2 separate regions of the Homo sapiens genome follow, and region 2 is linked to region 1. Evidence: chromatin contacts called from ENCODE Hi-C or POLR2A ChIA-PET data. All regions are on one chromosome and are shown on one strand. Each heading gives the region's core, a stretch centred on a gene start or an enhancer-like site at or near the end of the contact. The rest is flanking DNA. Distances are from core to core; before and after follow the strand shown. Region 1 overlaps SEMA3C (semaphorin 3C). Region 2 has its middle 23 kb from the start of SEMA3C.

Evidence for each region. Hi-C counts contacts between places; a loop is a spot of excess contacts on that map. ChIA-PET counts read pairs that join two places held with the same protein, here RNA polymerase II (POLR2A). Pooled maps may share reads with other maps.
Region 2: a map of PC-9 shows a loop between it and region 1 (13-fold over the local background). The contact joins two enhancer-like sites. A Hi-C loop is called at or near these places in 3 of 168 maps with a recorded cell type or tissue (PC-9, chondrocyte and natural killer cell), 1 of 37 single-sample maps with no recorded cell type and 3 of 50 pooled maps. POLR2A ChIA-PET finds 5 or more read pairs at or near these places in 3 of 52 experiments (A549, MCF 10A and OCI-LY7).

Annotation. Positions count from the first base shown.
Region 1 is chr7:80,882,002-80,885,332 of GRCh38, forward strand. The region is part of intron 2 of SEMA3C (semaphorin 3C); the gene reads right to left. Among named protein-coding and RNA genes, the nearest start is that of SEMA3C, 35 kb to the right of the region's middle. RefSeq lists an enhancer at 1,296-2,495. Within about 2 kb of position 1,655, at least 9 of the 41 ENCODE cell types and tissues checked have a DNase peak (open chromatin) inside an H3K27ac peak, as active enhancers do; they include PC-9, where a contact is called at or near this core.
Region 2 is chr7:80,940,840-80,944,170 of GRCh38, forward strand. No RefSeq gene overlaps it. Among named protein-coding and RNA genes, the nearest start is that of SEMA3C, 23 kb to the left of the region's middle. Within about 2 kb of position 1,537, at least 19 of the 41 ENCODE cell types and tissues checked have a DNase peak (open chromatin) inside an H3K27ac peak, as active enhancers do; they include PC-9, where a contact is called at or near this core.

The DNA of each region.
Region 1 (3,331 bases), core at 405-2,904:
AATATCTCAAGTGAAGGAAAGATGTTGCATATAGAAGTATTTGCGCACACAAGAAGTGCCCACGTTCCTTCACTGTCCATCCACGAAGTACAAATTTTACCATCAGCATATAAAAGAACTACAATCACAGCTTATTGGTCACTATAAATGTAGCACAAATCACTACACCTCATTCTCAAAATGCCACTGACTCAATACTGTGTGGATCAGACCACTAAAATGCCTCCACACAAAATCTCAACCTCAATTAATAAAATGAGATGTTAATAATGTCTGTTTTATTGGCCTGAAATGTAACACACCTTCTGGCATTTTTATTTTCTTAGAGACTAAACCATAGCAAGGAGTTTGTGATCACTGTATAGCGCTGAGTGAAACCTCAAAATACATTCTGGAATTTGTAAGGGATGCTTTTTTTTTTTTTTTTTTTTTTTTTTTGGTATTTTCACTGTCAATTATGCCTCGTATTATTTATTTATTTGCCAAAATACGACTGTATGAAAAAAAGCTACCTCATAGAGCTCATGACACATAATAGGTATTCACTGAGCATTTGGTGATTTGTTAAGCACTCACATCAATAAAATATTTCAGCTCAACAGGCACACTAGGGGCCAGATGAGCACTGACTTTCCCCATTGAGGAGTCTCGATTACCTCATGTCTCACTTCAAACAATTTATTTTTCTTGTATGCATAGCTGGGTTCAAGAGTTCTTTCTTGTTTTAATTGGATATATTCTTTTTCTTTTCTTTTTGTAAGTCCTATAATACAGTAAAGACATCAAATAGAACCCTTTTAGAGTTATGTGGAAAACTTTTATATATAAATATTTTATTTGGACAGTTTTCACATAAAAATAGACATATGAAAATTTAAAAAAGAAAAGGTCCTGATGAGGAGGCTCCTATCAGAAAGTGACATTTACCTAAACCCTCTTATATAACAACAACAACAACAACAACAACAAACTAAAGGTAAATACACCTGAAAGATACAAAAGAGGATGCCATGAGATACACCTGAATCTCTGAGGAAACACGTTCTCTCTCTTTCATTAGGTAAATTGCTTTGAATGACTTCTTTCATGTTTTACTGTTATATACCTTTATATTTTATCTCTCAAGCATTTGTTAATACGCCACAAGCTATCCTATATGTGCTTTTTTTATACTTAGCAATGAACACAAAATGCATTCATTAACAAATAATTATACCAAATCAACAGCCTCCTTCTAAAATTAAAGGAAAGGGGTCTGAAAATGTTGCTTGTGACTAAGCAGGTTACGTCACACATGGAATTTAGATTCTGTTCCAAATCTGAGGACAGAAGCACACACCTTAGCAGGACCCCTTATTCCAATCACAAAAAGCAGAACCAGTCCCAGGAGTGTCTGTGTTTGAACTGTGCTTGATCTGGGATACTTTCAAACTGAATCAGAGGTAACTCATCTGAATTATCAAACAAAACTAATTATATAATCATAATCTCCTAAGATAAAAGTATGGGTTTTCCCTTAATACATGAACTTTTAAGATCAGGCCTCTTACTTCCCCAGTTGGATTTTTGCATACTCAGACATAAGGTCACCACCCTGTCTTTGGAATGACATTTTGTGTTTTTGTCCTATGACTCACCCATGCTTCTTGCTGTTCCTTCCATTCTGGACACAAATGAAGGCTCACAATTTGCCCTAAGGCATGTTTCAAAAGCAGCTTTACAGTGATTCACTGCCCTTTGGTCCTTCAGAGTATCAAAGCACATCTTTAAATCATGAGCAAAAAAAATGAGCACATCTTTAAATCATGAGACTTCAACAAAATGCAGTCATACCATTAATTAACTCATAATTCACAAGAATCATTGCTCAACTTTCATTTTTACTTAGCAGTCATTACTTCCCACAAGAAATGTTTTTAAGAGTCTGAACTAAGAGTGAGGCACTGTGATAAATCCAAGAGGTCGTTTCCTAACATCTAGGGTTTAAGTCACTGTCATGGCCACTTTATGAGCAGAAATTCCATTTTGGCAAAAATACTTGTTAACATGGTACATTTTCTTTGAATTGCATTAGTTTTGAATTTTAATTCTAATCTATTAATAAGCTCATTTTCATTTTATTGTTATAAAAAAAGTGAAAGCCCAAGAAATTTACCCGATTTTATATGCAGACAGATGTAAATGAAATCTCATACAATCAACTTGTTTCTCCTAAAAGATGTGAAATATTTAAGACATAACTATCCATCTGAATTTCCACATTTTATAGGTAATCTCAAAATTGAGATTAGTCCAAAATCATGAGTCTCTTAGTGAAAGCATCAAGAACAAGTTTCTTGACTCTAACATAGAGGACTTTTAACTACATTGTCTCTTCCTAACCGCTACAAAAATGTGAGACCCTCATAACTAACTTATCAAACATTAGATACTCTGTAAATATATCCGATTTTTTTAAAAGACTCCTATGATTCAAAAGGATGAATAAATTAATGAAACTTTTTACAGACTTCTGTATTGACAATTCTGTAGTGAAGATAAGTAGCAAATATTTTCCATCAGTCTAAACAGAAGAGGCAAGCAGAGGGAAACTTCAGCTTTTGAGGGAAAGTGTTGATGCGAGAATGTAAGCAGTTCACTCTCATACAAACAACGGCTTTGTCTGCCATGGAAGCTAGTGCAAGGTAACCAAGATGTAAACTCTAAACACATGTTCAGCAGAAATAGTAAAGTGACTGTTTCTTTGTAGAAGAATTTCTTTATGTGTTTATTACTGCTTTGATGTACACCATAAATTTCTGCTTAAAGGTCACAAGATTGTGATAACAAATCAAAAACCAGGTTGTGATAATATGTTGACGGTGTAGGAACACTGTGTAAAGAACTGGAGAATAATAAACATTAAGGCCAGTACCGGCATTTTAAAAATACAGATTAGATGCTCTTAAAAAATCTTCTAAAAATATTTGGTTCCCACAAAGTACAAGCAAAATATTTTACTGTTGAGTAGAATTCATTCTTTTTATGAAATCCTTGTACTTGAAAGCTTTCATAAGATTATCGTTTTGTGATGACATTTCTCTTTAGAATGAGACAAGAAAGACAATTCTTATAATTAAACGTGTTAACTGGTTTAATAGTTTTGCAACTCAGGATTTTTCCCAATATATTGTTTCTGAAGCAGAGTATCACCTGATGTCTGAAATCTAATACCTTTTTTTGTTTGTTTGTTTTCAGACATTTGGAAGATAGCTCTTCTCTACATTTTCCCCCTCTTTTATCCCTAGGTAAATTGTTTAAGGAATAGTTTTTGCCTTCTTAAAAAACCTGG
Region 2 (3,331 bases), core at 287-2,786, 59 kb after region 1:
AGTGTGTGTCACACCTTAGAGTTGCCCCAACTAGAGGCAAGAGAGCTGTTTTCATAGCATCATACACTCTTGTGTCATTGTTATAGGATAGGAGAGAGAATATACACGAAACATTTAACATCCCTCCCTCCACACACAGAAATAACAAAAAAGGATAATAAGGGATTTGTGAAGAGCTCCCATATTGCTCACCACATACTTCTCAGTTATTGTGTTATCGCCACCATGAAATTTGCCATCTGCTGTTTTCTGTTGCTGTAACTGCTCTGCTAGGTCCCAGCTAATAAATAAGGAACACTGAAGCTGAATATAAATAATGGTTCTGGGAACCAAAGTTCTGAGACAGTCTCCTTATAGACCTCTTCGGTTTTTAACCCAAAAGGAAAAAAATGCAGGGTGCTCATGTGTGTGGAAATTCATTAACACTTTAAGAGATCTCTGGATCAAAAGTAACCTCTTAGGGAATGTGCATTTCAAGGCCCTGTCTTACCCCAAACTGGAATTTTTGGCCCGAGGAAAATAGCAAATTATCTCACTTAGGGACAGCTGGTGTCCTCACGGAGGTTTAAATTTAACTTAGCAGCTAGAAGCTAGTCATCTTTAGATTCAGAAATACGAATTCATTGCAATAAGGAGTTCACCAAGGGCAGGCCGAAAGGACAAAGCAAAGACAAGTACAGTCTTATTTCAGTGCCATAAAGGAATTGTCATATGAGCCTTGACACACAAATTCCACAACTGAAGATCATGCAACTATTGCCCAATAAATTTAAACAGAGTGATTGCACTTAGCCTTAATTGTCCAGTTTCTGTTTTTGAAAAAAAGGCAATGAGTAACACAATGTTTCATAACCAGGAAAGAAGTTTTTGAATTTCTTTATATCACAGATAGTGAACACAATCTAAAAATAAATATTAAATAATCAAAATCCCAATGTAAAATATATATCTATCTGTATATATTATCACATGGAGGGAAAATTTGCACCACTAATATAAATGCTATTTATTAGGCATTGCTTTTCTATAGATTTTCATCCACTCTTTCATTCTTCTGCTCTATTCCTTGGTCACCTTCCTTCCATCTCTTTTCTTTCCCCTTTTTTCCATCTTCAATTTAGTGTTTGTTTCTTAAGAAACAAGTTTACATATTTCTTAGTTCTCTGTCAACAGAACCTTTCTCACTTTTCAACTGCAAAAATCAAGGTATTTTTCTAAAGAATCCATCAAAATAGGAGTTCTAATGTCCACTGATTAAATAATAATTCTTCGCAAGGTGCTTCAAATGCATTGACATATTTGAGAAAGCTATTGCAGACAGATAGCAAATTTATTCCCCTCTTAATATGTTAGTACTAACAAACAACTCAAGTCAGTTTGTACAATCAGATTGCTATTTAGAAGTTTCAGTTCTAACTAAAAGGCTGTTTTTCATCTTCACCAAACACTGGCTAGTCAGCAACTCCTGCCAGCATTCTCATAGCTGCCCCAGACAGCCAGTTGCAGGAACTCTGGCTGAGTCATGTCTCTGCTCAGCTACTCAGTAATGAAATATCCCTAGGGACATTCCTAAGACATGTCAGAGATGTGTTTCTAGTCTCCACCTATTTCTTTGTCGTGCCCCAAGCTGTGCCCACATTAGTGGAATTTCCAGTGCATTGCCATGCTCAGTAGGCCAAAGAGAAAAGTCTGCAGAATTGCTACTTAATATTACTTAATAAATCAGTAACAGAAGCAATGAATGGAATGGAATGCAAAATTCTTGGCTCTTAGCCTTAGATAGAACCACTTCCTTCCTATGAGCAAATAGTGGTTCATAGGTTAGCTTGGGGAGGGCTACTTCAAAGGGATAGTGTCTAAGTAGTCAATTTTGCTTGAATAAATTATGGAAAATACAGTTTTCAAGAGGAGAGGCTATGCTACTTTTTTCCCTTTTGGAATACTGGGTATATCCTAGGTAATAGAGAGTCAGTGAACAAATCTTTGCTGATGCTAATAGTTAAACAAAATGATTCAAATAGTTACTGAGCAAACATTTGCTGATTAAATAACATAATGATTCATATATGAAATGCGTTAGTTAGGTTCTACATATACTGTATCATTTCCTTTCAACCAGTATTTTCTATTTGTCCCAGAATAGCCTCCAAAAGAAAATTGCTGCTGGCAATTTAAAAAGACAACCATCTAAAAAAAAGTAACAAGTTGACCGGGCGCCGTGGCTCACGCCTGTAATCCCAGCACTTTGAGAGGCCGAGGCGGGCAGATCACGAGGTCAGGAGATCGAGACCATCCTGGCTAACGCTGTGAAACCCTGTCTCTACTAAAAAAATATAAAAAATTAGCCAGAGCGAGACTCTGTCTCAAAAAAAAAAAAAAGTAACAGACGGTAGAGGCAGTCAAATGTAGAGAACGCAGAAGCAACTCTTCTTTTAGTCCCTATTTATTAATAACCCTTTCTGGACCAAAACAAAAGAACAGTAATGGACAAATTTTCTTGCAGATTCAAGAAAACTGCTTCATATCACTATTATCTAATTATCTTCATCAAGTTGCCACACTACTGTTCTAAAATGTCTCTTTGATCCAAGCACTCCATGTGCTCCCCACTGTCAATGTCCCAATGCTACAGAATCTGCTTCCTTCCAACCTTTTACCTGCTACCCACTGGGTTGATGCTCCTGGACTCATGACCAGATCTTATCTTCACATATGGCAAACATCGCTGTTGGATAAACACTTTCTGCAGAGATTTCCTTTTGAGACATGTATCTAGGTGGCCATGGGTTGCAAAAATTGGTGAAAAAGTTAAAATCTATTTGCTCTACTAACTGTGGTCAATTGCTGATGTAATAAATAACATAATGATTCATATATGAAATGTGTTAATTAGGTTCTACAATACTGTATCATATCCTTTGAACGAATATTCTTTTTTAGTCCCAGGATAGCCTCCAAAAGAAAATTGCTGCTGGCAATTTGAAATAACAGGCATCTTAGAAAAATAACAAGTTAATAAATATAATAAAGAGATGGTAGAGGCAGTCAATGTAGAGAATGCAGAAGCAACTCTCCTTTTAGTCCGTATTTTATTAATAGTCCCTTCTGGACCAAAACAAAAGAACAGTAATGGACAAATTTGCTTGCAGATTCAAGAAAAGTTAATTAATCCTTAATCCTTAATTTAGTTCATGCTTCAAAATACCGACAATGTTTCTTTTCAAAAAAAAAAAACCAATCTGAACAATCTGAGTATTCCACTTCCCTATTTAAATCTTGCACAGTTCCCTATTTTACAGAGGATAAAAGGTAAACTTACCATGGTAAAATG